Regions from separate parts of the Mus musculus genome. Here region 2 is linked to region 1. The links are chromatin loops, found by intact Hi-C in ENCODE. Cell type or tissue: left cerebral cortex. All regions are shown on one strand. Each heading gives the region's core, and the rest is flanking DNA. Links, peaks and the distances in the headings are about the cores only. Region 1 overlaps Plcb1 (phospholipase C, beta 1). Region 2 overlaps Plcb1 (phospholipase C, beta 1).

What was found. Hi-C counts contacts between places; a loop is a spot of excess contacts. Peaks named below come from ENCODE experiments on the same cell type or tissue, not always from the same donor. Only the 100,000 strongest peaks of a DNase experiment are listed, where the experiment ranks them.
Region 2: it touches region 1 in a loop (9-fold over the local background); 2 of 42 quality-filtered maps call a loop at or near these places.

The regions. Positions count from the first base shown.
Region 1 is chr2:134,887,050-134,903,729 of GRCm38, reverse strand. The region is part of intron 2 of Plcb1 (phospholipase C, beta 1); the gene reads right to left. Among named protein-coding and RNA genes, the nearest start is that of Gm39941, 22 kb to the left of the region's middle. In left cerebral cortex, for the core only: no CTCF peak of the experiment used is centred there; DNase peaks (open chromatin) are centred at 7,283, 8,738, 9,484, 10,078 and 2 more places; H3K27ac peaks cover 4,759 bases.
Region 2 is chr2:134,838,897-134,855,576 of GRCm38, reverse strand. The region is part of intron 2 of Plcb1 (phospholipase C, beta 1); the gene reads right to left. Among named protein-coding and RNA genes, the nearest start is that of Plcb1, 61 kb to the right of the region's middle. In left cerebral cortex, for the core only: no CTCF peak of the experiment used is centred there; a DNase peak (open chromatin) is centred at 8,830; H3K27ac peaks cover 1,566 bases.

The DNA of each region.
Region 1 (16,680 bases), core at 2,887-10,886:
TGAATATTGTTATGCTGGGATGTGATGGAGAGGGTGTGTAACTCATGGCAATAAGGAGACTGACTAAGAGCAAGCCAAAAGGTCTGAGCATCAGACACACCCACTGTGAGCATGACCTCTTGACCTACTTTCTCCAACCAAGTCCCACTGCCTGGTTTTCATCACTTCCCCATAATTTCACCAAATAAAAAAGGGATCAGCTTGGCACTCCAGTGTGAAACTGAGCGCTCTCCAGAACCATTCAGCATTCAACAACTGAATCTACCAGCTCATGTCCAAGCCTCCAATACACGAGTCTGTTAGGGAGTGTCATGTTTAAACATAAAAATCCCTTTGTAAAGGAGCTGGAGAAGGTAACCAAGGAGCTAAAGGGGTCGGCAACCCTATAGGAGGATCAACAATATGAACTAACCAGTACCCCACAGAACTGTGTCTCTAGCTGCATATGTAGCAGAGGATGGTCTAGTCAGCCATCAATGTGAGGAGAGGCCCTTGGTGTTGAGAAGATCCTATGCCCCAGTACAGAGGGATGCCAGGGCCAGGAAGCTGGAGTGGGTGGGTTAGGGAACAGGGCGGGGGAGGGTATATGGGACTTTTGGAATAGCATTTGAAATGTAAATGAAGAAAATATCTAATAAAGTATTTAAAAAGTCCCTTTGTAAAGCCGAATAATATCACCATGCATGTGTCTATCATTTCTCTATGGATCCATCCGTGGATGAACACTTGTTTCTACTTTCAGTCTATTTTGAATTACCCTGCCAGGAAAATGGGATGCATGCATCTGTTAGAGGCCATGATTTCAACTATCTCCAGAGATTATCCCCACCCAAAGCCAAACTCCTAGAAATTCCAGCATCAATTTCTTGGCCATGCCCAACATAGGAGATTACCATCTCTTCACATTTTCACCAACCTGTCAGGGAAAGAAAATGAAACCCAACAGGCATTTGGGTGTGGTTTTGAATCACCACAATCCCCCATTCAATATAATGATTTGCTCTGTGCTCAAAAATGCTTTAGAATTCATTGTGTAGCCTATGCTAGTCTCAAATTACTGGCCAGCCTACATCACCCTCCTGAGTTGGGTGATTCCAAGCATGAGCTACCACATCCCCAGATCTGCAGAATTTAATGTGAGTTGGGGAGCATCATTTATGGGTTTAAAGACTATTTATATCCACATTTCTCTTGCGGATTATAGCTTTCTCCACGAAGAAAGTCTCACCTATATCAGCACATGCAATAACAGCAAATGTTGATATTCATGAATATCTGTGAATTTTTTGTAAAACTGCAAGTTCTGATTCGGTAGGCTTGAGTTGAGAGTCTGAGAGTTTGCATTTTTAATGGATTCTTAGGATCAGAGATACAGGTTGTGAGCGTAATGAGGGGTACACATGCTGAAAAACAGTGCGATGATATAAACTCAAAGCAAAGACCAAGCACGATAATGTTCTGTTTAGAGTAACCTACAGTGTGGAAGCCACACTTCAAATGCCCTCTCCCCTCTGTGTTGCTTGTCATCACACACACTTCATATGAAGTGACTCACAGTTAATTTCTGAGTTCAAAAGTGAAGTCAACTAACTCTATGAGGAGTGCAATGAAATGAACAGCGATTTGCAGAGTGTATGGTCAAGATTAGCACCAGTACTTATCCACCCAAATCCTCTACCCCACCAGCAGTGCATCCCGTAGACCCTTGTGGTTCACAGTTTCCTCACTGCCCTGAGCCTGGTTACTTAGCCTGAGCAGAGTCTGTCAGGCTCTCTTGGCCTTACGCAGATCACTAAGCAGCAAAACCACAGCCCTTTGTATGCAAACTTTTCTTGGAAAGCATTAATAATGCAAAAAGAACATTTATTGAAAGCAAATTCACACATGGAACTTTCACTGGATGACATAACAGCAGCAAGAAGAGAAAATATTCATCAGAGGCTCATCATACCCTTCCATGCATTTGCTCATGTCACTTCCACAGCTACACTGAGACAGATGTGTCATACAACACCCCCTACCAGCAGCAAGGTGTACAACAGGGCGATCAGATTGGATGTTGTGCTTCACTGTTCTTACCTGTGAATACTGCTTATCCATAGAGTAAAAAAAATCACCTAGATCAATGGGAGGCATTTGGACATGCAGTAGGACACTGCCCGCTTCTTGTCCTACCTGCTTTTGGAGTGGTGAACATCCTCACATGCCATGGACAGTCTACTTCAGTTATTATTCTCTTGTTAGGTTTTGCTTTTGAAACATCAAAGACACTGTGGCTTGTTTCTGTTTATTTGTTTTTGCTTTGCTTTGCTTTGTTTGACTTCACTTTGCTTAAACGGTCTACATAACACATCTTTTCTGAATGTTCTCTGCCCTGCCCCCCCCCCCCCATCTCTCTCTGGATTTATAAAAAATAATCAAGAAAAAATAAGTCAAGAGAAAAAAGATTTCCCCAATAAATAGAAAGTTGGTAAGTTGTGAATATTCCTCATTATTCAGCTCATCAATGGGGGGTGAAGAAGGAAGGAGAGCTCGCTCAATACTGACAGGAACTGAAAGCTTAAAAGAGAAAAATTAAAGAAGCAAAATGAAAATACTGAAGCCAGTTGGACTTCATCTAAAGACCCTCCTGAGAAGCTGGGTGCTCCTCTCCACACTGTCTCTGCAGGCAGAACAAACGCCTTCAAAAGGAGCAGAAGCAACCTGTTGACCTCCGCTCAAAACACTGCGAGGATCTCAAGTTAAAAAACATAAAGGGAGATTTAAATAGTGCCTTGCAGAATACATTTACAAAAGAGAAAAGTCATTATAACAAAGACAGAACAAAAACAGAGTTTAACCCTGTGGAATAGCTCAGATAGCTAAGAAAGTAACAGAGTTTTCTGGATCAAGAGGAGCTGGGAATCACTGACTCTACCCATTACACACACACACACACACACACACACACACACACACGGACACACGGACACACACGGACACACATGGACACGGACACACACAGACATACACACAGACACATGGACACACGCATGTACACATGCACGCATGCACACTCACACACAAACATACACATGCACGGACATACACACAAGCATGTACATATACACATGCACAGTACACATACATCAGGCACACACATACACAAACATGCACATGCACGCCAGCACTCACACACAAGCAGGAGCATGAGTGTGCACACATACACGCAGTTATGTAAATCTGAGGAATGCTATACAACAAAATGTTAAAAGCAAAACAAGACCTTCTCCAAATAATTGTTCAGCATTGGTTGCCTCTTCAGCCTCCCCACTGAAGAGAAAAAAAAAAAAAATGAAGCCTTAGCACCCAGCTCTCAGACCACAGGCTGCGAATGGAAACATTCTGGTCTCAAACAAAGGAAGGAAGCCAAGAGTCACCAATATTTTATTGGAAAAGGCAGAATGTTTGAAAAGCACCATCCGAGCAAGATGAAAGGGGGGCAAAGCAACTATGGAAGGCATCCTAGTTTAGAGGAAAATAAGGAAGATTTTTTTTTACACATCCAAGCAAATAATTCATCACAAGGAAAGAACAATTCCTTCTTAAAGTTCTGCATGACCCTGTGCTAGAAGGCTAAGAAGCAATGGCTATAAAAGTGATCCAAGAATAGCATACCTAACCAGACGACCCACCACGGAAGACCATCCAGGATAACACAAGGGTGCACTGGCTACATCCTCACTGTTAGAGACTTTGAGGGCAGAACTGAGGCAAGGTAGAGAAGAATCAAGACAAAGGATTTAGGGCTGCAAGGCCATGGTGAGCTTAGGTGGAGAGTACAAATTACATTTAGATATGGTGCTGGTAAAAAATGAAGAGCAGAGACATTGTTCCAGGACAAGATGGAGCCATTAATCATAAACAGGGTAAAATAAATAAATAAATAAATAAATAAATAAATAAATAAATAAATACATACATACATACATACATACATACATACATACATACATACATACATACATACATCAGTAAATACATCAGTAAATAAATAATAAAAATAAAAAGACACCCAATACCAAGACATGGAGTCAGACGAAGTAGAAAAGACTGATTAGTCCTATGTACCTTAGGGAAGAAATCAATAATAAAACTAGAATTTTAAGACTACAGAAAGAACAATCTTAGTTTTGTGAAGCTATTCGTACTTGTTTTATATATGAATCTATAGGTGGGCCAAGATACAATAATGGGACAATGTGAATGAAGATGACTTACTTCTGATGGTAAAGGTGATTCTTTAGTTCATATTTATAATTTTTTATTCATTATTTGATCTCTCTGTGTATGTGCACATGTGTGCATGTATGTGTGTATGTGTCTATAAACCTACATTTTAAAATGCCATACATCCAAAGACAAAGACTGATATTCAGGGCATTTGCATCACTGTCGCAGATAACATCATGTGTGCTGCTAGTGTAACAGCATCATGAATCAGTACAGAGGAGAGAAAGCAAAGGCAGGATGGTAACGGCCAGCTTTGTTATGTGACCAGTGGTTATAGGAAGTGCAATAGAGCAGACTCATCCTGGCAAATACCCTTGGGCTATTTCTATTCCTTTTCTTCATCATGGAACTGGGTGATTTTTTTTTTAACTTTCCATTTCCCACACTCGCACTCCTGGCTGTGATGATCTCTGCGTTTTGCCTCCCCTTTGATCACTTTCATCAGTGTTAATGATGGCATACACTTCACGACCTTGGGATCACTGACTGCTGTTTCCTCTAACAAACTGTTCTTGTCTGAGTGTTACAGATCAAACAGCATCTCTGTCCAAGTCTTACACAAAATTGATGAGTTCGGAACCCAGATATATCTTGGGCCATAGCCCACACACAACATTTGTATTGTCTCATTTTTTGGAACAATTTATTTTCTCACCTTCTTTTTCAAACAGGAATTCATGCAACCTTTGAAATCCACCAGGAATCAACTTCTTAAATGCAAATTGTCACTGCTCTTAAAACATAATGTTCTAAAAGAGCTTTGACAAAACCTCACACTGCCAGGAGCTCAGCAGAGCCAAGCCTTTCCATCAGCCAGTGGAGCTGGGTCTCCTGCCTAGGGAAGCTCCTGGGGCGGATGCTTTGCCACAGTAAAATAGGACTCGCAGTGATCGAGAACCTACCTAGATGGCCCAGGACCTGGCCACTGATTCCAACATAACCATTTACTTGGTGAAGTACGGTTACCAATCAAAATTCATCATTAGAAAGGACTTTTTATAAATTCATTCTGGCCAAGTTTCTCTTCAAACTCAGCAGATTTATAAGTAAGCCACTGCTATTCATATCAGTCAAATAAAGGCTGCCATAAAATAGAAATTAATACTGTGAAATGACTAAATTATCCCCAAAGTCTTTAAGTATGAATTCAATTATTATCCAACTTCTTTTGTTAAATGTTCATTTTTCTAGAAATTACGTCACGCTACATCTAGAGGGGACATTCCCCCCTGATTGCTGGCAACCTCTGGAGTCCATTTCCACCTAGGTCACTGACTGGAGACTGGAATTAGTCTGTATCATAGGAGTTGTTCCTCGATCATTGTCACCTATGTGCTTTGCCACGTTTTCTTTCATCTAGCTGGACTGTATCATGAATGTAAACCTCCATAAGGAATAGGGACATGGACCCCACTGTTCCTCACCAGCTGTCAGGCACTCCAACAGCACAAATGCAAAGATGACAAAGTATGGACCACACACTGTCTGATGCTTCAAAGGTGACATTTAATTTAACAAGCTCTTTAAATTAATCTCCTTCAGCAAAACTTGTCACACAAACTCTGAGGCAGTACAAAGATCCTATGTACTTTCTATATGGTAGACTTGGGAAGAGGATATTTGCCTCGATAGCTCAACAATCTAACATGGCTAAAATTATAGGGAATAAACAAGAAAGTTGGCTGGGAGTTTGATTTTCCCAGTGGTGTGTACTCAAGTAGAGTTAGTAATACACACCTTTTCAACAAGAATTACGACTGTTTAAGATTTGATACTAAAGAAGTAAAAAAAAAAATCACCCAGTTTCATGATGAAGAAAAAAGAATAGAAATAGCTCCAGGGTGCTTGCCCCATGATGACTCTGCTTTATTGCACATCCCATAACCACTGGTCACATAACAAAGCTGGCCGTTACCATCCTGCCTTTGCTTTCTCTCCTCTGTACTGATTCATGATGCTGTTACACTAGCAGCACACATGATGTTATCTGTGACAGTGACAGCACCTATGGCAACCCAAGCTCCTATGCAGACATCTCAGGACACAAACCAATGAACTCTCTTGTCTACCCCAAAGACTACTGCGAAGGATGTTACGGACAGTGCTAAAGAAGTTCGCTAGGACGGCAGCACCACACACTTCACATTGTTCTGCCTTCTTATTCCTTAGAAATCTCCCCCTCCTCCCCACTTCTTCCATCTTCCTCCAAAGCTGTGTAGGTGGAATGTGCTACTTGATAAATGCAGTCTAGTTATATAATGTGGCTGCTTCTTTATAAGATGTTAGAACCAGGGTTACCTTATTTTGTCTCTGTTATGTAATTGGGTTGTACAAGCCTTTAAATCCCTACACCTACATAAATATTAATCTTGCGTCTTGCTTGTTTGATTCCAGGCCCCTATGTCTTGTACTTTTTACTTTTATGGGTAAGTTTAACTTACCTTATCTCTTTGCTGTGTCAAGCAAACATTTCACAGTCAAACTATCTTATTTTCAAGCCACACATGTACCAGACCTCTCAGATGAGCTACTAGAAATTTCTCTACTTAAAGCAAAAGACACTCATAAAGAAATTATAGTATGAGGAATGAAGACTAACACTCTTAAGAGATATAAATTGTTTTTCATAAATACATTTGATCCTAAGTTTTCATTCATTTTGGAATGTCAATCCTTAATACATTCAGTAATAAAAAAAATGAAAAAATGAAAAGTGGATTATACTGGACAGGTTTCTGAATTGAACCTCATGAAGGCAGAAATGGCAGAGGAGCCTTAGGTGACAGCATCGTCATGTCAATAAAGCAACTGGATGCGACCAGCCACAAGCAAGCTGAAAAAGCCAGAACAAAATTCGCCCCATCTAGTTCCTTCCCACACCTCCAGCAGGCTCACTGGGAGAGTCTAGAGAATCCTGCCTACCACTTGCCATAAACCTTCTCATAAAGAAAAGTTTTAAAACAGAAAACAAAACACAGTAGCAGGGCAGGGAACACAAGGCCCTGGCTTAAGAATGTTTAGCATTCCCAGCCTGTACCATGAACAACAATACGTTCTTCTGAGTGAGTAGCATGGGGGTTGGCAAAGGCGGTGGCTAATTTCTTCCATATTTGCGTAGGTTTGTTTGCTCTCTCAGTAAAAGGGTACAAGATGGGATTGAGGCCAGTTATGTAACAGCAGCTCTCTAATTCTTTAATGTCTCTCTATGACTCAGACAGTTGATAAAAACTTAGATCAATTATTTCATATACTATTGACAGAAATAAGAATCTTAAACAGATCTCACTTTCAAAAAGGGAAGGATCAGAAGTTACATTTGGTTTTGCTCTGTTTTATTAACTCCCACTTCATGGTCCTGGGACTAAACCTAAGACCTGAGCATGTGTTGATCTACAACCACAGACCTTACAACAAACTATTCATTTTGAGACATACTGCAAGACATGGGTTTGGTTTGTTATGCTATGATGAAATACCATGACCAAAGCAACTTGGGGAAGGAAAGGGTTTATTTCACTCATCATTCCACAGAACAGCTCATCATCAAAAGCAATGAGGGTAGAAACTCAAGAAGGGCAGGAACCTGGAGGCAGCAGCTTACACAGAAGCCACTGAGGGGTGCTGGTGGCTGACTTGCTCCTCATAGCTTGCTGAGCCTGCTTTCTCATAGAACCCAGGACAATCAGCTCATGGATGGTACTGCTCACAATGGGATGGGCGGCCTCCACCATCAATCACTAAGAAAATGCTTATATCTGGATCTTATGGAAACATTTTCTCAATTGATGATAATTTGAAATAAAACTAGCCAGCATAGCTGCCCAAATGTAAACTCAAGATCCTCCTGCTTCCGCTTACCTAGTTCTGGGAGTTCCTGGTGGTCCAATACACCTAGCCGAAAGTGAGATTTTTAACCATAAACATCAGCATCAGTAGACACTAGAAAGTCAATACCAGGCAACAGAGACATGCAGTTACAGATGATTGTGAGCCTTGATGCATGCTAAGAATTCATCTCCAGTTTTCTCAAAGAGCAACAAGTGCTCTTAAGTGGTGAGCCATCTCTCCAGTTCCAAGTATTTGACTTTCACTAAACAAAATTGTTCATTTTGGGGGACATTATTGGGTAATCATTCAGCCGAAGTGTTTAAAACAAGAACAACAACTAAACATTATTTTCAGTTAAGCCCTGAACCAACCAAAACTATGGGTGAACAGTGTTTTGAACTAAGATGTATTGTCTCCAGCTTTAATCAATAACTTGCCCATTGGAAAAGACAAAAAAAAAATAATGTTAAAACTCACCAGAATTGCACTAAAATAGTTTGCATCGTAGAAAAAAAATGTTTAAGATGCTGTTTGCTGCTTGAAGCTGACTTGTTTTGAAAGCTGATTTTGCCATATGCATGAGCTGTCAATCCAGTGAGGAAATCAGAGTACTCCGCATCCCTGCATCTCACTGTGTTGATGTGGGAGAAGCCAACATTCTGTCTTCACCCCCTAGCCCTGACGGAGATGCGGAATGTATGTTTTCATTTTTTGCTCAATAATAAAAAACAGTAAGCAACAAAACAAGCTTTGGAGGAAAAGTTAAGAAAGAAGAGCAGTTTGTGAAAAGGCAATGGAGGAGACAATGAGGTGAATGAAAAGAGACTGTTCTACAACTCATGGCTCCCTGTCAGACATCAGGCTTTCTTTCTCATTTCTACAAGTTCTGGATTATGAAAGGTTCAATGGACAAGTGCAACACATATTAAGACAATCCTCCCGAAAAGTATTTGGCATGCATTACAGCATCAAAGTTGACTTCAATATTACATATCTCTTGCAATTGTCATTGTTATTTCTACCTTTCCCATGACTCAATTTGAATGATCCACAGGAACAGTTAACTGGCAGGATCAGGCAAAGTGAGAGGTCTTTTCTAAAAAGAAGTTGATAACCCTTCTTCAAAGAATAATCAAAGGCATATGTTTGCATACTTTTGAAATTAGATGCATATGTATGCACACACACACACACACACACACACACACACACACACACACATGCGCGTGCACACACCCTGACCATCATTTCATTTTGTATGTCTCATGTCTTATATAAATTTTGCCCAGTATTTCTCAGTGGGGAAAATACATAGACTAAAATAAAACAAGCCAGCACCATAAAGTATTTTAAGCTGAGTTGCTGCAAACCACGGGGGCTAAGACAGGAGACTGAAGGGACATGATTAACCCCAGTGACTGCTGGAAAAAGGGGGAGGAAAGACACCAGTGATACAGAGAACTGAGTAGAGCCAGACAGTGGTCTCAGATGAAGTCTACCCTGATCCCACTCTTCCAGGAACTTCATGATACCCTGGAAACTGTCCGATAAACTCTACATATCCAGACCTATACATTTCTCAAAAACTACCTTACAGTATAACCACTCCTATTATCTCTACTCTGTAAGTATAAAAAGATCATTATGTGATAGAGAGGTAACACAATACAGAGCTTACATTCACACTCAGACATACTGCCCTCGCATCAGCTTCCCCAACTTCTTCACAACGTTACCCCAATAAGTGCAATAAGATAAGATATTCACAGGTCAAGGAAGTATCCCATTATCCATATAGAAAGCATCACTCTGTGAACAGATACCAAGAGCTTTGATTCTCTGATATCCTCTACTTTGCTTTTTAGTTTGTTCGGTATGAGGCAAATGGCTATATATAAAACCCACTCTACAATTCGGTTATTTCTAAAGTTGTTGGATGAAACTATTCTCAGCAGAATATGCTCATTTTATTAGCAAAATTGAAATGTGTGCATTTCTGGCCCAAGTTTTGAGCTAAATATAGCAATTATATCCCACTGATGTAGGAGGCACTGAGTGACATCGTCCTTAGAACTAGGACTTTTCGAGGCATCTGTGGAAAGAGAATAGACACAAAGGAGTGTTGTTAAATTGAAGGTTCAACAATCCAAAACTTGGCTTGACTGACCAGTGTCTTCACACAGTTTTGGGGAAATGTGTGCTCATCTAAATAAAGCGTCAGAATCTCCTCAGAAAACACAATTCTTCCATCAGCAAAACCACACTCTTCAAACTACTTAGTACAACCATAGTGAGAAGCAGTACTGCCCTCCTTAAGGAAACTTATAAAGGCATAGGTTTGATTACTTCCGACATTAACTTCTTTTAAATATGGATTTATCAAGAATCAAGAAAGAGGGTAGGTGTGGACATTTGTCTACAGAGTTCATTGGCATTTCTCCAGTGAAAGAGAGAAAAGAAAGAAAGAAAGAAAGAAAGAAAGAAAGAAAGAAAGAAAGAAAGAAAGAAAGAAAGAAAGAAAGAAAGAAAGGAAGGAAGGAAAGACAGGAAGGAAAGGAGGGGGGAGAGAGGGAGGGAGGAAGGAAAGAAGGGTAGGTAAGGAGACCTGTAGAACTTAGCCTTGGAGTTCACAGTCTGTACCCCAACAAGCCATTTGACCACCCATTCCTAAGAAGCCAATTCAAACAGTGAAATTAATAATATAATTAAAAAAACAAAAAAGTAGATTTATTCAATGTGGCCACATTTGGGAGAGACAAAGAGACTCGGTGACCTCTTCAGTCCATCTTCAGATTTCTAAAATGACATTAAACTAAATACTAGGTACATGCCAAGAGTCCTTATTAAGACGTGGTCCTGCCCACCACTGATCCTTGTTTGGGCTTCAGTCTCATTCTGTGAAATGTTCAGACATGTTATGAATCTTTTTTGCTTTTGCTTTTGCTTATGCTTTTGTTTTTGTTTTTGTTTTGTGTTTTCAGAAAAAAAGTTCCCCATCTGACTGGAGCCTCCTCCCGTCACAAGATTTCTGTGACGGGAGATACTCTTGGGTCCGTTATTTCCATAATCTGATAGTCAGACTGAGCGGCATATTGTCTCTTTAGAAGCTTTATTTCTACCCGGCCAGTTACAGAAGCACTAAAGAAAACCCAATTTAGGCCAACAACAGACAAAATTGACAATGAATACACAGGGAAAGAGTATTACTTTCTTTAAGGTGATTTGTTTCCCAGCAATAGATAACTGATATAGTCTCTATGAAAGAGAATATGTACAAGAATAATTCAAATAATATTGTAAAATTTGTATCAAGCTTTAAAGAATAAAGGTTTATAAAATATATCTCATAGAAAACCTAATATTTTAAACAATAATAATCTGTTAGTTAACATAAATGATGATATGTGAATTAAAATTTTCACACTTGTTATGCACTTATATATACATTTCTAAAACAACATACAAAGCTGAAATAGATATTTGTTTAGGAGAAGAATATGAATGGCTGAACCTTAAGTCTTATTTGGAATCAGGAATGATAAGCCTATGATATGTTAATGTTTTATTAATAAAATATTCCTAAATGTTTTAGATTTAATTATTTTAATTTCACATGCATGTATGTTTTGCTTATATCTGTGTAGTTGGAGCATTTGTCTGCCTGGAGCCTTCGCAGATCAGAGGGCACCAGATCCTCTGAAGCTGGGATTTACAGATGGCTGTGACCCATATAGTGTGTACTGCAGTTGTACTGAACTGGCATCCTCTGCAAGAACAAATGATGCTCTTAACCACTGAGCCATCTCTCCAACCCTTTGCATAAAAATTTAAATTCAATCTAGTAACTATCAAGTCTGCATACAGCAACAAAAAAAATCATATACTTAAATTCAGATAAAAAAGTCATTTTACTAGATTTACTTATTTTTCCATAAATCAAAATTAGAATATTTGATGTTTCCATATAACACACACACACACACACACACACACACACACACACACACACACGTAAGCCTAGAAATCGTCTCAAAAAATAGTCTCCCTTTCTGTTTTTGGTAGCTATTAGTACAGTCTTTTAAATTTTATTCAGCTATCCTCTTTAAAAAAAAAAAAAGAATTCTGGTCTCCAGGAAACAAGGCTATTTCACAACCTGCTCATGGGTGAAGACCTCTAGTTTGAAAAATGTTGGCATTAGTTTTCATCTGCTATGAATCAGAGTCATTAGAAAGGCTTTGATGATAAGCACTTGCCTAAGGCCTGAGCTGTTCTCTGCTCGCTGCTGAGACATTTTCACCACTGTGAGTGGCCACAGGTAGGTTATATTTCTCCTTTCCCAATAATAATGGCAGCAATTAACAACTGTCTAGTGTTTTTCAGATTACAAGTACTTTTCAAATATATTACCTCAAACCTTCACTGAGTTAATTGGCCAGGGCAATATAATATTGCACAGTTAAGTTCAATTCTAGGTGATTTGGTAATTTTATTATTGAAGTTAAAATGAACCTCCAGGCACTGAGATGCATCACACCACACCACTTTCCCATGGCCGTGGAATTGAGTTAGTTTTGGATACAGGACATGATGGAGCTCCTGGGGGAAGGAGCACCTCATCCAAGCCCAAAGCCTTCTCCTGGGCAAATAGCATAACTCAGCCATATTAGATTGAGTGTTTCAAAGTCTTATAATGTAAGAACCTTGAACTATGGTAAAAGAAGATAGAAAGGCAATGAGGAGCAGTCAGAAAATGACGGCATAAACTTGGGCCTGCCAAGCATCCTGCAGGAAAGCAGCCTGACCTGCCACCAAGCCATGACGAAGCCATCAGTGTTGCTAGTGCTTGCTGTTGTTGTAGTTTTAACTGTTTTAAATGACATCTAATGCTTGAAGGACATATATTAACACTCAATCGCAAATCCTAATTGGGAAATATTTTATTTAAACATTTATTTAAGGAGAAATAGTAGGTCAGATATAATTTTAACTTACATATAGTTTTTCCTAGGTGGCTTTCTTAGGAAAGCTTTCAGTATAATTTACAGAGGCTTTTAAAAGGTCACTTTTAAATGAAAAAAGTAATTTCAGATATCTTCTTATACATCCTCCCCCAACTAGAGTAATTTTGTGGTTTGAGTTAAAAAAAATGCCAGTTTTTATATCACATGAAGACTCAAATTGTTGAATCCCAAATAAAAGGAATAAATGTTCTGAAATGTTCTAGAAAAAGTCGTAGACAGCCATCAAAGTTACAGTGGTAGTAGATACAGTATGCCTAGCAAGGTGAAGATTCTAAAGAACAAAAAATTCTCTTAAATCATCTCAGAGCTGCACACTATTTCACAGCAAACACACTCTTCATGTAATAAGCTATTAATATACTGATATCAATATTAATATGGAGTGTGCAGAGACACAACTGGCTGGCAACGCAAACACTTGCACTTTCCTTTCTGAAAGTAAATTCCTTATTCATTTAGGACATGGTTTGAATTTTGACTTATTTAAACTGGGGATTTTTAGCTTAAGGGCAAATTCAGGACACTCAGGGGTAATTACATTCAGGCTTATATGGGTATAAGAGTAGTTCAGTAGTTCAAAAAAATCTAGAAATAGATATAACCATATAAAAGCACTGAAATTTGTCATTTATGGGGAAATGTAAGGAGGAAAAGCAAACATTCTAATGAACAGGGATTGATCACTTAGATGTTCACTAGAAACGGAGAACAAACTCTGATCACCAATTGCGACCCATTAATTTCTGGTTGAAGGATACATTGGGAAAAATCACACTTAAAAATTGCAGCCTACTAGGTGGAGTGAGTCCAGAATTCCTGTTGCATAAAGGAAGTGCCATACAATGCAAACAGGATAGTGTGAACAAGAATATTCTAGAATGGTTAGGTCCAAAGGATAAGAACACTCATAGCATTCACTGTAGGAGATTATATAACCACCCTGCATACTAATTTCACCATGGAAATACTTTATCCTATCAAACTGATACTAATAAGTTATGCCTATGATCATGCATAAAGTTGTTGCTTTCATAAACATCTCTTCTCAGAGATCCCTATGACAGGAGTAAATGGAAGAATGGGAGAGTTAACCAAATGAAAGAACAGTTGGCCTTGGTGTGCTAATGAGAGAAGGAAAATCAGAGGGACAGCGAGAATGGTGTGATGGCACTGCTTACACGTGAAACTGCTATTTAGCAAATGAACTTGACCTTGATTCTAACATTTTATTGGATCAGTAGATACAGTTAGCCATTTTGTCTACCAACAGTATATAGATCATTGAAATGATGTATCAAGATCTTGTATTGGTAGCTATTTTGGCTATGACGCTGATTCTACCCCCACTAGAATCACAGGTTTGTCACAGGAGAAACCAACAGCTTCCCATCATTTGAAAGTCATAGGTAGAAGCACATTACAGAATTGAAAAGTCATGCTTTCACGGAACACTAAAACCAGCACGCAAGGTTTCCACAGGTGGCCATGTTTGCTGAGGCAATAGAATTTGGAGATTCCCAAGAACTTCCTATAAGTTTCTTTAAATTTTTAGCCTTTAAAAAAATTTTAAGTTTATAGTCCAAACATTTTTCTCTTCTCTTTCCCTTTGCCAAACTCCACGTAAATAAGCTCCTGCTGTCTTTTAAATCCATGGTCACATTATATTAATTTTTTGTTGCATGCATATATACACATATATAATGTATAGAATGAATATATTATGAATATATACATATATATATATTCATAAGTATAACCACTCAGTCTGTATAATGTTACTTGTATATATGTTTTCAGGGATGAACATTTGGCATTGGATAACCAATTGGTGTATACTTCCATGGAAGGACTATATCCTCTGATCTCAGCATCCACTAGCTGCCTTTAGTTATTTGTGTAGGATTGAGGCCCCTTTCCTATCACCTTTACACGGATGGACTACTTGAATCTCTCTCCTTCATCACATATTTTGCCTACTATCTATGGTTCACTTCTTTGCCTTCTGTAGATCTTCTTGAATGCACAGGCAATCATATCATCCTAGCCATTTTCAGAGAAATAAAACGCAGTTGTCAACATTAACTCACTAATAAGAAAATAATCTGCACAGTCTTAAGTCCACCGTGAATACTACTTTCCCTTTCTGAGCATGTATAATTCTAGTGGTCTTCACAAAAGCAAACAAATGTTGCTGCCAGAAACCTTAAGAAAATTAAAAATTTCATCAAATTCAGTTTTCTTTACTTTTTTATGATTTTTATTTAATGGTTTTATTTTATGTAGCTAGACATAATTTTATGTATTACATTTTTATTTTTATATCACCTTTCTTACAGTCTCCTTCCCTCTGGTGCTCTTGCTATCTCATTTCCTAACTTCCTCTTTTTCTTCTTTGAGACAAAAATCTCTTTCTGAAGACCATCCTGGGCTACAAGTCACTATGTAGACCACACTCAACCTGAATATATAATCGTCCTGTCTCAACATGCCCATTGCTAGGATGACCATAATCAAAGCTATCCCCACAAATTTTATTATCACACAATGAGTCGTAACATTAAAAATCAGAAAAAGTAGATTCAAGTTTGTGTATCACAATGATATAATCTGGAAAATTCCATTTCTTGTTCTCTTAACTATAATAGATTTTTTCTTTAAGATGACATTTTAAAATAACCAATATAATAATGATATACAAGAATCACTTTGAATAGCATACACAGACCCTCATCTAGCTATGACTCTGGGCTACAGACAATTTTTGCCTATGGCAAACTTCTATGTATCAACCCTCAGCTTCAAGGCTTCCCTTTATTCTCTGAGCATAAATAGAAGCTCTTGATTTGAGAACCTAATTGTATTTAGTCTAGCTTTCCACTGTACTGTGGTCTGAGTATTGGTTTCCTTCCCAAACACAGTGCAATGTGATACTATCAAGAAGTAAGGGAAGCCTCAGGGAAGGGATCAACTTATAAAGATTTCACTTTTTGGATGGTACAATGGAGACTTGAGAAATTTTGTTTGCCCATTTGGTTTTCTTTCATAAGGAGACACAGATCAAAGGCACATATGTGAAGAAAGGGCCCCCATCATTGCACTGGGGTATTTCCTAGCCTTCAGAACTGTGTCTAGATATTGTTTTTTATAAGTGACGAAGGACATATTTGTTCTAAGCAGCCTGAAGATAAAGACTTACGTCTACTGCATTGTTTTTGTTTATAACATTTCTGTGAATAAAAGAAACTAGGTCTTCCATCTCTGAACTCCTAGCAGCTAGCAATGTCCCTGGCATTGTTTGGACTCGGTAAACACTTACTGGCTGACAGTCTTCAAAGTAAGATGGACTGTATCATGGTTCATGTCCTCAGACAAAGCTGATAGGCATGTCTCTGATATATTGTTGGACTCAAATAAATATTCCTTGACTGACAGATAGAAATGATTACTGAATGTTGACTGAATTTTTAAAATGGAGCTGCAACAGATATGCTTTATGGGTATTTTCTTATTTCAAGTAGTTAAGAGTATATAAAAGAGAGCCTTAAACAGCAACTAAAG
Region 2 (16,680 bases), core at 4,973-12,972, 50 kb after region 1:
GCTAAAGAAGTATCTGCTTTATAATAATTAATAATAATAATCATAATCCCAGACTTTTCTAAGTGTTCTATTCGAGCAAGGTCTTCAGTGTTACTACAATTGAAAAACAATCATAGAAAACAGCTAAGTCTATCACTCAAAGTAAAATGTCTAACTATGCTTCAGTACCTAAGTCTAGAATTCCATGTGCTGGCATGAAGTCTGCTAGTATTGGAGGTCAAGCATCAATGGTTCAACAAAGGAAATCCACATGCTTCAGCAATGCCAATGCTGATAAGAGAAAGAAAACCCCCTACAGTGTGAACAGGATATTAATAGCTTAATGAAGATTGACCTAGAAAGCAGGTTTTTATTTTTATCAAGGATGGCATGATAGGTAATGAACTGCTTTGAATGGTATATTTTAGGAAAATTGATAACTCAAGAAGTTTAGGAATCTGTACTAATCCTAATTTAGTAAAGACTCAGTTTAGATTTCCTTAGGAAACTGAATGAATACAGCTTCCACTGTAAAACACAAAGCTAAGATTCAAATGATCTAAGAAATTCCAAACATTAAAAAAATATGTCACTCTATCCAATGTCACTCTATCATTGAGGTAATGTGAGAGATGGAACCCATAGTTATCAATCTTACACATTGTGAAGACATTTAGAGATTGAGCCACACCTGCTACAGTTTTTACTTGAACACGGATGGCCCTATAATAAGGTTCTACTTAGAATTATTTCATTTCTGTAACAGTAAGAAAGCGCTATATGTTCAGTAAAACAGTGTTTCAGACTTCATCCCTCCCTGGACCTCCAATCGTCTTTCTCAATTCTGGGGAGAGAAGAGGGCCCCCACTGCACAGTGTGCTGTGTTGCCAAGCCAAGCTGGCTTGCAGTATGGTGAGTTTATTTAACACATTGCCAACTTGTGAGGTTCTCAGTTTACAAAGGGATTATCAAGATGTCACCCAATTGCACGTCAAGGTGTATCCTCAATTTTTTTAATGATTAGGCATAAGGGGCCTGAAGAGTCAAATTCACAAATGTGGACAAGTTCATCACTGGCATTTCTCCTTCTGCTTAAGTCATCTAGAGCAGTGCTCAAAGACACTGACATTTCCCAAGAGAAGCAGCCAAGTGGAGAGTTTAAGGGAACATAGGTACAGCTCTCCTATTTGATTACTAGGAAAGGTGCTTCTTTGATAGCTAGCTGTGTTTCATTTCATGGGTGCCAGCCTCATCTTTACAGGGAAACACAATGCCTCTTGTCCCAACAGCATCATGCTAACGTCTGTCTAATGTAAAAATGAGATTGGACTGTTTCTGACAGTGAGGACAAGGCTTTGGTTTTGCCAATTAGATTATACCAAGAACATTTCCCATAAATTAAATGACTTAAAATTATAGCAGCAGGGTTTGGACAGACATCAACTTATGACAAAATCATATCATATCTGGTCGCAGTGAAGACCTCTAGGTGAGTCAGGGAAAGGAGACCTCGTCTTTCATTTTGTACATTTTTGGATTCTTTGGTTCTTTTTTTTTCCCAACAGAGAAGACAGCATTGAAATTGGACAGCCTCAAATGCATTCATCGAGCAAGATCCACTTTTGTAATTTAAGAACACAGAGAAAAAAATGTACGTGTAGTAGAATAAAATAACCTTTTAAAACAATGTAATATACCACAGTAAAATTATCATAAGATTACAGCCTCCTTTGCTGTTCCTTAATTGCACTGTACATGTGCCCATTGTTTGAAGACAATAGCTAACTCCTTGGAGAACAAATGCTACATTTGCCAAGAGAAGCTGTTTCCACTTTCACTTCTAATGGAAAAGTCACTTGGGTACTGAACTGAAAAATGTACACTAGTTTCTTCCCAACTGTTGACAATTCCCAAGGTTAAACACATTGGGTAACCTCAATTCTTACTTGAAAGGGGTGAGAGGTATCCTTTCTCTTTCCCTCCAAGTTTTAATCAGAGGAGCAGCCTGAGATCCTGGGGTCCCGGTAGCTGCCCCTTACAGCTCACAGCTATTCTTTAGTGTTATCTCTGACATGATTAATCATCCTCTCCACAGAAAACTGCCAGCAAAGCATTTTTTTAGAAACAAACGCATTAATATCATCTCGACTGTCTGGTCCAAAGCTCCCACTGTGAAGACCCAGACAAAAGCTGAGCAATGCTTTAGTATCCCTCACACAATTGCCCTCCATTCTCTACTGCATTTGCCTAACTAGCCTAGTGTTTGGGTTATGAACATTAAGTTCACTAGTAAAATGTATATTCTGTATCTCACATGTATAATCGTAAAGAGTTGAAACATCTCTATTAAATGATTTTTAATTGTCATCATACAGTAAGTGAAATATTAATTTGGTCTGGACTTAATAATTTGATTCCCAAATTTCTTATTCTCTATATGGAGGTGCAGATCAAAAAGTACACGTAAGTTCCTTGGGCTGAAAGCCTACTGTCACAGTCAGGAGCTAGCCATATGTCACCTATGATCCAGATGCAATGATATTAAACAGCTTACATTTTATTAGACTTCTGTTTGTTTAGTGGGATGATGCCTGTTAAACCCTTTAATTAACTTGGGAAAGTACTACATAAACAAAGAATTTCCTCTCTAAGGGCAACATCCTAGTGACGGAATGAAGGCATGTGTTCTCTGCATTATTGCTATAAGAAAAATGACTGTTCCCTCCCTGCTTGTCAATGCTTGCATCGACAACCTCCTTCTTACAAAGCTTTTTATGAGATCTAATCTAGTTTAGTTGTAAAGAAAATGAATAAAGAAATACTCCACTAGAAAAATAACACATCAAAGGAAACATTCTACCTGCTATCCAAGTATGCTAACACATACATATAATCCTAGCACTTGGGAGACTGAGGCAGGAGGTTTGAGATTATGAACATAGAGCCTGGGCTATACAAAACAACAACAACAAAACTGATAAACAAATTCTCTCGTTACATGCTTCCAGCTCCATGTTCCAAAAAGATGGATTTCTTTAGGTCTGTACCCTAAGAGTTCTAGAGTAGGATCTCATGACTCTGATAAAAAGAGCAGGTGGGAAAAGCAAAACAAAGAAATATCTAGTTGCTAATGATTCATTCCAAGTACTGTTGCTGCTTTGGGACTGACTTCCTTCTGTCACCATTAAAATACCCCCATGAGTCTGTAAGGAGAGACAAGACTCCATGTCCTGCTTGGAATCATTTCAGTTTAAAAGTTGTAACACAGGTGAAGAATGGTGACAGTCACTAGATTTTATATTAAAAAAAAGGAGAATTTGATATTATAATGAAATAAAATGTGTCACTGTGACATAAAGTATGTTTTTGGACCAAGAGTAAATATATAGTAAAGGGATGACTCACAGATTCTCTTAGACTTTCTCTATAGTTTTGTAAGTGCAGACCTGAAACTGGCATTGTGTCGCATAAGGGATGAAGCCTATCTTCTCAATGATGCTACAGAGAGGGACAGGGTTGACCGAACCACACACCTTTTGAAGTTAAAGAGGACAGGCCCACAAGAGAGAACTGTAGCATCTTTCACGACAGAGAATTTCAGCATCGCTCATGACAGAAGCTAGACAGACTGTTGCGACATACCCACTGTAATTATTAGTTAATGTAACACCAGTCTTCCATTTATAACCACAGTTTCAATATAATTAACATTTTCCATAAAAGAATCAATTTTGTCTTCTCTGTGTTTTTGAAGATGTTGCAAAAATATCATTATAGCAGCAGAAGGGAACTTAAAACCAACTCTAATGAAACAGCTGGCTTCATGTCTGAATATCCCTTCCAGTTCTATATAAACAAACAATTACACTTTGCATGTTTATGATCATGGTGGGTGTGCCTTCTTTTTATTTCCCATAATTTAATACATAAATATTTACATACTGCCTTACTGTCCAATTTTATGCCCGTGACACTGAAACATTTAATGCTGTCGAGACATAAAGACTTTCTTGTCTTTTTTTTTTCTTAAATCATCTATGTCCGTTTTCATCCTAAAACACAGACATCACTTATTTTCTAAATACAGCTCTTGAAACTTAGTTTCATTCTATCCAGAATTGTGATGATTTTTCCTTCATCTTGAGGACACTTCCTTCAGAGGCGTTGTGATAAAGATACTGCAACAGCTGCTGTTTAGCTGTCGATGTCTCGCCCTGCAGCTCTGATGCTCAGCACATTACTGGGGGTACCAGGCACAGTGGCACAGTGCAGATACCTTATCAAAATATGATTCATGTACTCTGACAACTGCAATTAAAGCAAGCTTCGTGGATGAGTGAACGATGAAGATTCCTCACCTAAGAAAATAAAACCAGCAGAAGCATGTGTGCACACAGATATAAGTCCTAGCTAGGAAAAAGAAGCCACACAGGTGTGTATCTCTTGGAGCAAAATCTCAAATTGTATTTGCAATGGAGTTTGTTGTAAAATGATTTTAACTTTTATTAACTTATTTAACATTATTTGTGGAAAATATTCAGGTGCAAAAAAGATTTCCTCTCTAACAAAAACTGTTAGTAGAGAACCCAGCCAGGCTCTGTCCTTACACAGATGCAATCTTTAATACACAGATTTTAACTTTCCTGTTTTACCATATGCCCAGAAATGAACAGAATAGGACAGAACAGAACTGCAAGTGTCAAGGTTATGTTGATCCACCCACCCCTGCCCCATGCAATCCTTTACAATTCTAATCCTCCCTTGCAGTTTAAATAACTCCCAGATTCCCTGCAAATATATGCCAATGATTTAGAGTGGGTCTCTGAAGGTGACATCTTCATAGCATAACCAAAATACCTAGATATCTCACTTTAAGTCCTCAATATGACTAAATGCCCAGTGTCTGATTGTGTTTATTAAATATCACAATTAACTTCTAAATACCCATCTGTGATAGGATCAGAGATGAGGAGGACACAACATATGCCCCAACACTGGGGAGTAACTGGGACCAATGGGATCCAGGAACCCAGGAACTCTGCCCGAGCAGTGGCACAAGTTCCCGTCTGGGCCTGTGCCCTGAGCAGACCTTGAGGTAAACTCCAAAGCCAGTCCCAAAACACCCAGAAGAAGCTCCATTCCCAGGTACTTTAACACATCCAGGATCATAGGATCAGAGCCAGTCCCACAACACCCAGAGGAAGCTCCACTTCCAAGGGCTCCAACATGCCTAGGATCCCTGGATCCCAGGAGCTTGGCCACACCAGGATCTCAGGGTCCCAGAGGCAGCTTGAAACCCAGGAGCTCTGACACATCCAAGATCTCAGGATCACAGGATTCCAGACTCACAGGATCACAGAGACATCTGGATTCTGAGGAGTTCTGATACAACTAGGAACACAGGAAGGACAGGCTCCAGTCAGATATACCAAGGGTAAGTAGCACTAGAGATAACCAAATGGCAGGAGGCAAGCACAAGATCATAAGCAAGAGAAACCAAGGTTATTTGGCATCATCAGAACCCAATCCTTCCACCATACCAAGTCCTGGATACAAGATCACACTGGAAAAGCAAGATTTGGATTTAAAGTAAAATCTCATGATGCCATAAAGAACATACATAACTCACTTAAAGAAATACAGGAGAACACAGATAAACAGCTAGAAGCCCTCAAAAAAGAAACACAAAAATCCCTTAAAGAATTATAGGAAAACACAATCAAACAGATGAAAGAAATTAACAAAACCATCCAAGATCTAAAAATGGAAATAGAAACAATAAAGAAATCACAAAGGGTGACAACCCTGGAGTTAGAAAACCTAGGTAAAAGATCACAGATGCAAGCATCACCAACAGAATTCAAGATATAGAAGAGAGAATCTCGGGTGCAGATGATACCATAAAAAACATTGACACAACAATCGAAGAAAATGAAAACTGCAAAAAGCTCCTAACCCAAAGCATCCAGGAAATCCAGGGCACAATGAGAAGATGAAAACTAAGGGTAATAGGTATAAAAGAGGGTGAAGATTCCCAACTAAAAGGGCAAATAAATATCTTCAACAAAATTATAGAAGAAAAGTTCCTTAATATCTTAAGAACTTGTCCTTAATATCTCTTAACGTCTATGGACTCAAAAAGACATAGACTAACACTGAATATGTGAATGGGACCCAGTATTTTGCTGTATACAGGAAACGCATCTCAGTGTCAAAGACAGACACTACCTCAGAGTAAAAGGTTGGAAAACAATTTTCGAAGCAAATGGTCCCAAGAAACAAGCTGGAGTAACCATTCTAATATTGAATAAAATCAGCTTTCAACCAAAAATTATCAAAAAAGATAAGGAAGAACACTTTATACTGGTCACATATGTTCCTGCACTGCCGAACTTTCTCTCCTGCATCACTGTTCCAACCTTACTGTCCCATGTCCTAGACTCTGGTTTCACTGCCTTTGCCCTCTAAGTGTTCTCAGGGAAAGCTCTATCACATTGCCAAGCTCAAGTGATTCACAGACTCAAGACTCAATGTACTTCCCATCTGCACTCAAACTGTCTGAGAGCTCAGATCCTACTGACTCCAGGTTCTCTGGACCCACAGCCTCAATAGATTTCTTTTGAAATACTATCTTTCAGAGTAGTCTACTTTCTCTTCCACTCCACAGAAGACTCTCAGTACTATGCTACTGGGGACTCTATCTCCAGTTGCATGGGTCTAGCACAAAGTAGATGCTCAGTGAACAATTACCCAAGAACGTATGTATAAATAAACAAATGGCTTAAAACATGAAATAGAAAAGGCATGTCTGTTCTGTGTCAAATGTGCTGACATTACTATATCACCGGGAGAGATCTGTTTCACTCCATTTGTGCTTTCAAAGCAAAAATAGAGTAGTCGGAATGGCTTGTAAAAACAAATCATACCTTTATTTCTCTCAGTTCTGAGGATGGTTACATATAAATCAAGTTACCTGGCAGATTCCATGCCAGTTGGAGACCACACTCTTCCTCCCAGAAGGCTATCTTTTACTGTTTATTGTGTGGCAAGGAGGATGCTGTGGATTCTTTCCTAAAGGTGCTAATTTCCTTTTCAAGGGCCCACCCAGAACACTCCTTGTCACCTTCTAAAGGCCCCAAGTCCACATGCCACAACAGTGGGGATCAGTTTCAAAGAATCTGGAGGATACAGCAACTTTCAGCAGAGGCAGACCTTCCCTCTCAGCAACACAATGACAAATTATTGCTTTATCTTTTAAGCCTCTTTTATTTTTTCTCCATTGGAATGCTTTCTTCTTTATTTTCTGAAAAGGTTTTCTACTAATAACATCTGGGAAAAGCCCGTCTTCATAATGTTGAATAATTATGCAATTTTTTCCAGTCGAGTATTATTTCTACTTAAATCAGAGAAAAGGTGCTAAATTGGATATGCAAATTGAGTTAGTATAAGGGGGCTGAAAGAAGTCATTGCAGGTTGCAAAGAATTTAGATGTTATGAAACATGCCTCAACTTTGTCTCCTTGTTGCTCCTGCATTGTTGCTCCCTGAGCAAGACTAGTCTAGTGAGATGTGGACAGTAAGACAGACACTGTCGTGGTCACAGATAGAATGGTAGAATGCCCTTTTGCTTCTAGTACTGAAAGTGCAAATCTTTCAGCAAGAGAAAATGAATTTATTTATTACTAAGTCTTTTGGCGTAGAATATTAACATTTATTTACTATAGTCTATTATAAACAAATTAATAGATATGCTAGCTGAAAATACATTATCCCTCTCCACCAGGACCACAGAATACCTCCTATCAATCTAAGACATAAACTCCATCACTGTTGCCATTTTTTCCCCAGTCCTTACCAGGCTTGCTTTTGCCTAAATTGTAAGTGTGGTAGTACTGTTGACATTTGCCCATTCTGAAATCCATGCAATTCTATGTCTTTAAATTTGTGAACACTTATTCTGACATATGTATATGGTTTCTGTCAAGTGCTAAGGGGTTAAATATTTAGCTGTTTACTTGTAAACATTTACCTATCAAAGAAAAATGGCAAGCTACACTAACGAGAATGTTTATAACTTTGGCACTTTGAATGCTGAAATAGCTCATGATTCTGCAGTAATACTTATCTCAGGCTTCAACTGCTTCAACCTAAAGATCTGAAGAAGTAATAGAAAAATCTAAGTCGCAGCAAAGTTCACAAAAGAGATAAGATCACAAAAGGACACAAAATTCAAATTAAGGGACAATACTAGACCAGAACCCAATATCTAATAAATGCTATGAATTACATCAAAGTAATTGTGCCACCTCAACAATAGAACTGTTTCCATTTCATGTCAGAGAAATCAGAAATCAGATATGTGGTAGCAACACAGTAGCACTAGAATTCATGTTTCCATCTTTCTGCTCTGTCCTCTTAGCCCAATGCATTCTCCTGGTCCATAGCATCTGCTGAGGCTCTGGACATCCATACTTGGGAAGAAGAAAGCAAAGCAAAAAGACTCTGTGGTTGATCAAATCTGTGGCAAAATATCAAGGGACACCAAATGCCACTTATGTGTCATTGGTCCAGGAGCTGCACAAGACTGCAAGGGAAGCTGGAGAATGTCATTTTCATGTCTAAAGAAAAATGCTCCCATTTAAATGAGAAATGAAGATAATGTATTTGGGGGTGGAAAAATAGCTGTCCTTGAGGTTCCTATGAGAACATAAGAGTCGTCTTTTCTACATTTTTCATCAACTTGTACATGAACACACTTTAAAAAGTATAAAGAAGGTTTATTTAGCCAGTGAAGATTTTTCACACCCACCCATCTCCATCTGCCAGTTTCCACCCACCACAAAACACTTTTATTCATTTTTATATCTCCTAGCTTCTTTAAGGCAAAAATGTGCAAAAGAAGATTATTCTTACCTCTTCCCCCTCCCCCAGGAGCTATTTCCACATCAGTACCCAGAGGCATCATTCTTCTGCGCTGCTACTTCCTGTGAATTTCCTTTTATAGCTGCATAGTACTCCATGGCTGTGGCCATCGGGGCTTATCTATCTAATTCGCGCCCCTGTCAAATTTTTCCCCACAGTCTCGTCTAACATATATGGATCAGAATACCAGTTATCTGTACTTTGAATGTTGTCTTTTAGCCACTAATTATATAAAAATAGCCTAAGTATTACATACAAAGGCAGAAATCCTGGGCTGGACTTGAACATCAAAAACCATGCACAGCAAATGTCTTAGCAATGCTGGAGATATACTGGATAGTCAGTAGAAAGTATTTTTCCATTAAGGTCAGCTGGTTCTATGTGGATATTAGACCATTTCCTGTAAACAAGCCCCATTTTCATAAGATCTTGCAACAAGCTCACAGTCTTTTACACATACCTTCACCATCTGACTCCCATTATATTGTTGAGCTGCCTTCTGCCCTGAACATATGCCCTTTCTCTTCTACAGTTTCTCTGAACATTCTCTCTGCCTCTTCTACATCTGAGTCATTTCTACCTATCCCTACCTGCTGAATCCTCATTCAGGTGCCTTTTGCTGTCATTCATGTGCCTTTTGCTCCGTGTAGCTGACAGAAGTGCACTACTCTACTATCTCCACAGGTAGATTAGGAGGGATGCACACCTAACCTCTGTCTCTGATCTAAGGAGACAGGCAATGCTGCATTTTTCCTCATGGAAGCCTTTATGTCAAAACACTTAGGAGCCCTGGATGACAGACAGCTCTTTTCGTAGCCCTCAATCTTCCCAGGAGGTGATGTTACTGGTCATGTGCCCTTAATGTTGTCTTTAGTCATTTCAACTCCCCCCATACAGCAGTGTACAGTTCCTTGTTTTGGTCTTATTAATTTTCTTTTAAGTTTGAAATTACATCAAAATAAAACATTACTCCCCAAAAGCCACAAATATATTCAGCTGGAAGCCCTGATGCATATACTCTTACCTCATTAATGTGTTTCATCCAAGGCCCTCCTACTATCTCCAGTCACATCTGTCAATTTGCTTTCCTTGCCAGAACACAACTACTACGACCTGGCTTAGTGTGCTAGGCACAGGGCACTGACAAATAACATTCTATCCAGCTTCCTCACTGGCCTGGGGCCACTCTCTTAGAAAAGGACATTAAATATTTGAAACCACCGAGTGACCTTCAGTGAACTGCACCTGTAATAAAAGCCAGTGCATTTAGAAAAATAGAGATCACCTCCAGGTCTTTAGTTACTTATTAAAGAGCTCCCAGTGCTGCTAAAGAGTTAATGCTCACCCTTAAATAGCCAGCTTTAAGCTGGTAAATAATCTGGGTGTTATGAATAAAACGCAATCAGAACCATTATGCACCTACAGGTTGCCTGTAGATGCCTCAGCCTCTAAACTCAGTAGCCAACCGACCTGAAGAACCAGGATTCAAAAAAAAAAAAAAAAACTGACTCCCCACCTCATTCTGCCATCATAAACACAAGATTACATGTGGGCATCAAGCTCACTAACCACAACGCATAACTTATCTCTGATGGCAAGGGGAAAGAATTTCAAGTTTCAAAACAGGAGTATTGGTATTTGGGAACAGTTAGGATTTTTCTCAAGTGTAGAACTGAACAGTTTCACATAATCAAGCAAAAATAACACTAATCTGTATACTTTTAACAGTGAGTGTAAAAAGAGATATCAAGAAAGTCCTTATCTGAGAATTTCATGAGGTTCATACACTGACCTGATTAATAATTAACAAGGCTTCCCGGAAAAGGCATGGGGATATGTACAACTAGTAAAAAAGGGGGGAGGGGTCTGCTGCTTCAAAAACACAGGGAAATGGAGTCACCTGCCATCTGATCTGAAGAACTCTGACTCTAGAAGTGTATACAGAATCTATAGGTCTTTGTTTCTGTGTCTTAATGTGTCTGTCGGTGAGAAAAGGGAACAAGCAGAGTGCTTGTTCACTACCAATTCGGGATACCCTAGCAACAAGCCAGCTGCTCTCAAGTCACAGCCTTGTGACCTAATAGAACATTAACAAATATTCTGTTAAAACTACCCTTCCTACTATTCTTCTCCTGGATACTTATGCAACTTGTTTTCTGAGCAAAGCATCCCCAAAGTGCTTGAGTTCCTCAGTGGCTCTGCATGTGACAAATAGCAAGGAAGAGGGAAGTTGTCGGCACTCAAGTTCTCCCAAGCTGAAAGAGATCTAGCTCTTAGATAAATCTTACTGGAAGTAATATAAGATGTGGGGGATGGAGAATCAATATATTGTCATAACCCTGCTTCTTAAGACTATATGGATGACAAATTATGGCAAACTTTACAATGTGATTGAAAAATCCATTCATCCACAAGGTCACTGGGCTTCCTATGAGAACATCAGACTGTGCCTGCCAGAACCTTTGTTGCAAAGTAGAAAGGGATTCATTTCCCTTGTGCAGCATCTCTGCTTCCAAAATGTCCGTTTTTTACATGTGCAAATGGAATATCTCCTAATAGGAATAAAATAAACATAGTACATATTTTAATAAAATGTATGAATTTCAGTACAGATTCACATAAACATGATGTTCACCCATACCTTTATAGTAAAATCATTACTAAAATACTAAACCAGCATGCCCCTCATTTCAAAGGACTTATTTCCCCTACAAGAGGAGATATAATTTACTCATTAAGCAAAAAATTAATAAAAAATTAATCAATCTGATCATTGTTGAATCTTAAACTACTTGGTTCAATAATCATTTCTTCTTTATGAAATTTTTTATCATGTTTCATTCCAATGTGCCTATAAGGCATAAGAAAACCACCACCATCATCAACCCAGCACACACTAGACAGTAGCCATATTTGTTTATAGTTTAGCTATTTACTTTAACTCTTTCTCTACCACTATACATACAGTAGGCACTGCTGGAGTCTGAAACTTGAATTATATATTCAAACTCTCATTCATAGTAGCTATGTGAAAGCCAGAAGTGGGAATACTGCCACCACCACACTCATTCTCTATTGCAGACACTGGTATTTATTTTAACAGGCATCAAAGCCAAGGACTATGGAGAAAAATCAATCATAAGAACTCTATGAAGTAAACGGTGTCTGGCCAGCCACTTCCATCACCAAAAGAGTGGACTGAGAACGTCTTGTGCCACTATAAAATATGTGATTAAAGAGAAAACTGTGAACCTAATTAGAATGGTCACTGATGAAATAGAAAGAGGGCAGAATTACAGATATACCCAAAGGATATGGTACCTGTTGAGGTATCCCGAGAGGAAGAAGACAATTCCAGAGGTTTAATATGGGGATGTCAAGGAAGATGACATGAGGAGCTAAGACGAAGATAAATTGTAGGATCAGGGCTGGGAGAAGAATGATATGCTCATGGTGAGGTACAGAGTCGGAAGCTCTATAAGGTTACAAAGCAAAGGGCTTCACAAGTAACAGGAAGATAAGGCTAGCATGGTAGATAAGAGATCAGAACTGCATACTAAAAGTGAGTGACTGCATATCACAGGGGTGGGTGAAGTCATGTGAGAACCAATACAAAGTGACAAGGTCCAGCATCCACTTTGCCATCCACTTCGCAAGGGAGCATTATTACAGGGCTATGCAGAGAACGAGTCTCACCAAAAGCTCAGGCTATTGAGGTCAGAATACCATCACATTCATGCTGAGGTCAAGACTTACAATGGTGCTCAGAGTCAGTGATAGATCCCAGCAGAAAAGTACATACTGGTCTCTGCCTAGGAGATAAGATACTCTGACAGCTGATTTCACTTAAAACAAAACAAAAGCTTCAGATTTCTCTAATCAACCTATCAGTTCTCCCTCAAAATTATATCTCAAATTGAGAGACCTCCCAGTCTCCTTCTGCCTATTTCATAATTATTTTCTTCATCACACAAGTATTTCCAATAATAAAATCTTTGCATATTTAATCCCATCAGAGCTTCCACTTCTCAGAGGCTTTGGACAATCAGAGGTACACAGAGAAACTGATGACATTCCCCACTGACTCTCAATCATCAGATCTTTTCAGCATTGTGATTGATAGCAAAATCACAGATAGGCAAAATGTGTATAACTCTGGCACAAAGAAAATGTTATACATGAAGTTTATATCACAGTCAATGTAAAACAAAGATATTAAATAGCTGACCTCTTTAAAGAAGAAGAAGAAGAAGAAGAAGAAGAAGAAGAAGAAGAAGAAGAAGAAGAAGAAGAAGAAGAAGAAGAAGAAATTCAAATAGCAAAAAGAATATGGCAAAGAGCTAAGAAAATGACACCAAACTCATGTGTAGTATATGTGACTAAAAGAACCATAAAATTTCTTATCATTTAGATATTTACTTCATTTACTCATTCAAGTAATCACCCATTTTCAGTAATTTGTGAATGAAGTAAACTTTTAAATCAAATCAATCAGGAGTCAAAAATATCTCTCTAGACATACTCCATAGTAGAAAGCTGGAGCTAAAGCAAGCAACAGGAAAATACTGTAAAGTTAAAAGGTACCTTAAAAATCAGGCCAACTTGTGGAGTAAGGATTCATGGTATGAGCTATTTTTTGTGCCCTCTTCACTAAATCTCCAGACAAAAAGTAGAAACAAGAAACATTACAACATTTTAAAGATTTTCAAGTGAGAATCATATACAGAATTATGATATTGTCCCTCATCCAGAAGTTTAACAAACAGAATATTCATAAATCCTTCAAAAGAACTAGATGACAAAATCCAGCAACTAAAAGTGAATCAAACATAAATAGTCATGAGTGGAAAGTGTAGAACTAAATATTTGGATGTTTTAGTTCTCCTTCCCTTGTGAGAAATGGTCACTGGTAAATGAATGGAAAGAGTTTAGAGGTGCAGTGGCCATGTTATCTTCCTTTACTGTTCCTCCACACACAAGGTAAATGCCCTGAGAGAGGTACTTGCTGTTTATGCAAACATGATTCTATTCTTATTCATTCCTCTTATTACCCAGTTTCTGGACAACACTATGCTAGTGACTGATAGACTGTACAGGTCTTTGTTCATCACTACAGAGAGAGATCTTATAGCCTCTTCATTCAGCTCTGAGCGATCTTCAAAATCTTTCCTTGTATGAACAGCTCACAACTTATTCAACTGGGCACCCACTGATGGGCACTTACATCATTTTTGAGATAGGATATTACAGCAGCTCTGAGACTCAGCTAATATATACATCATTTTGTACATATACAAACACATAGGATATAACAGCCCAACGAGAAGAGGCTGAGTAAACCTATACATATTTATAGCTCTGGTAGATATTACCAAATAATAATAGAGGGATCATTGCACTTTCCCCAAAATGTATGCATGATAAGGTCTGTTTATTCAGCCTTATCATTAGGAGACATGATCAAACTATTGAGTGGTTGATACTGATATGTTAGAAATGGAAGAACAGTGTAGTTACAATTTGTACTCAACTGTTAGCAATGGATTTGTGTTTCTTTTATTTTTTCATATCTAAGAGCTTTCTGCAGTTTCCACTTTAATTGGATTGCTGGAATTCTGACAATTAATTTTAATCCACTTCAAGAATTATTACAGGGAGCACCATGGCGTGGTAGACGCTTTACAAATATAAAACTATTAAAGCTAATACCTTTAGTGAAAGAGGGGCAGATGAGAGTAAGAAAGAACACTCTCCAATGCATTTTCTAGATCTTTCATAGCACAAATTAGATATGGACACAAGCTAAAGTTTGGTTACACAGTTACTGAAAAAAAAATCCAGTTTCTTCAGACTCATTCTCACTATCTCTATAGTCACAGTTCTCAAACTGCCAGTTGCATTTCGGGTCGAAGGACCCTTTCAGAAGGGTGGCCTATCAGATATCATGCATATAAGATACTTACATTATGTTTCATAATAGTAGTAAAATTACAGTTATGAAGTAACAATGAAATAATATTATGGTTGGGGAGTCGCACAACATGGTGAACTGTATTAAACGGTTGCATCATTAGAAAGGTTCAGAACCACTGTACTAGAGGGAGCTTTTGGAAATTACCAACTGTAAGAGTGCTACCTGGAATCCACCCACCAAGGTTAAAAGCAAATGATTTTATGCATACTCCAAAGTAAGTTAACTCTCACAGTGTTGGTCAGGTGACTTCGTGGCACACATTCTCGCCACTCTGACAGCATTCCTCCTTCCAGACTCTCTTCTCGCATGCTTAGAACAGAGGTGAGTTCTGAAATCATAATCTGTACAACTTCCAGTATGTGTTCCTGGGGAAAAATGTCTGAAGTGTATTTTAATCACTTGTACTTTCTTTATTAAAAATTTAGGATTCCCCATCATTGCTACAAAAGTAGCCATCATTTTTTTAATTATGTATTTTCCTCATTTACTTTTCCAATGCTATCCCAAAAGTCCCCCATACCCTCCCCCCCACTCCCCTACCCACCTACTCCCACTTCTTGGCCCTGGCGTTCCCCTGTACTGAAGCATATAAAGTTTGCACGACCAATGGGCCTCTCTTTCCACTGATGGGTGGCCATCTTCTGATACATATGCAGCTAGAAACACGAGCTCTGGGGGGTACCGGTTAGTTCATATTGTTGTTCCACCTATAGGGTTGCAGATCTCTTTAGCTCCTTGAGTACTTTCTCTAGCTCCTGCATTGGGGACCCTGTGATCCATCCAATAGCTGACTGTGAGCATCCACTTCTGTGTTTACTAGGCCGGAGTAGCCATCATTTTAAAGTAGAAACATTTGTGTTTCTAAATGATCTTTTTTTTTCCCTTTGGTTTTTTTGAGACAGGGTTTCTCTGTGTAACCCTGGCTGTCCTAGAACTTACTCTGTAGACTAGGCTGGCCTCGAACTCAGAAATCCACCTGCCTCTGCCTCCCAAGTGCTGGGATTAAAGTCATGTCACCACCGCCCTGCTTAAAGGAATGGAAGTTACAACCACACCAAGAGAACCATTGTTCTTTCAAAATAGCAACAGGTAAAAGTCATATCTCAAGTACACTAACAATAAAAAAAAATCAGTATTAGAAATCATAGCTGCTGACATGGTGATCCCGAATGCAAGTAAAACTTAGCCCAAGAAACTTCTGTTTCAGAACCATGCAGGTACCTGCATACTGACACATAAAGACACGGACCAGTGAGCAGTGATGACGCACAACCCATTACCTTTTTGCTTAAGTCCTTTTCCAGCTGGCAAGTTTTACTTCTGGAGCACACCTGGCTTACACTCGGATAAACCTAAAAAGACTTAACATTTATAAATGGCATTCTGGAACTCATAAACTGAAAGTAGCTCATTGCAAATTGTCTCTGCTTTAGATTTTTAAATCCTTCCTATTTGTTGAGAATTTCATTTATATTCAATATTTTTGATGAAGTTTAATCTCTATTTCCTCTAGTCTTTTACTGCCCCCACTGTCCCCTCTCAATTTCATGTGTTTTTTTAAACCCACCAAGTTCACTTAGCACTGACAGTATTACAAGGGTGTAGGGCCATCTGCTGGAGCATGAGTAGTTTCTCAGGGGTCACAATCCTTGAAGAAAGCAGAATTCCCCTCTCCCAGCAGCCACCAATCACCAACAGTTCCTTGGATAGGCGTGGGACTCCATGGCTCTTCACCTGCTCTATGCTGGGATTTGAGCATGTACAACTCTTGCACAGGCTGCCACAGGTGATGTTAAGTTCATATGT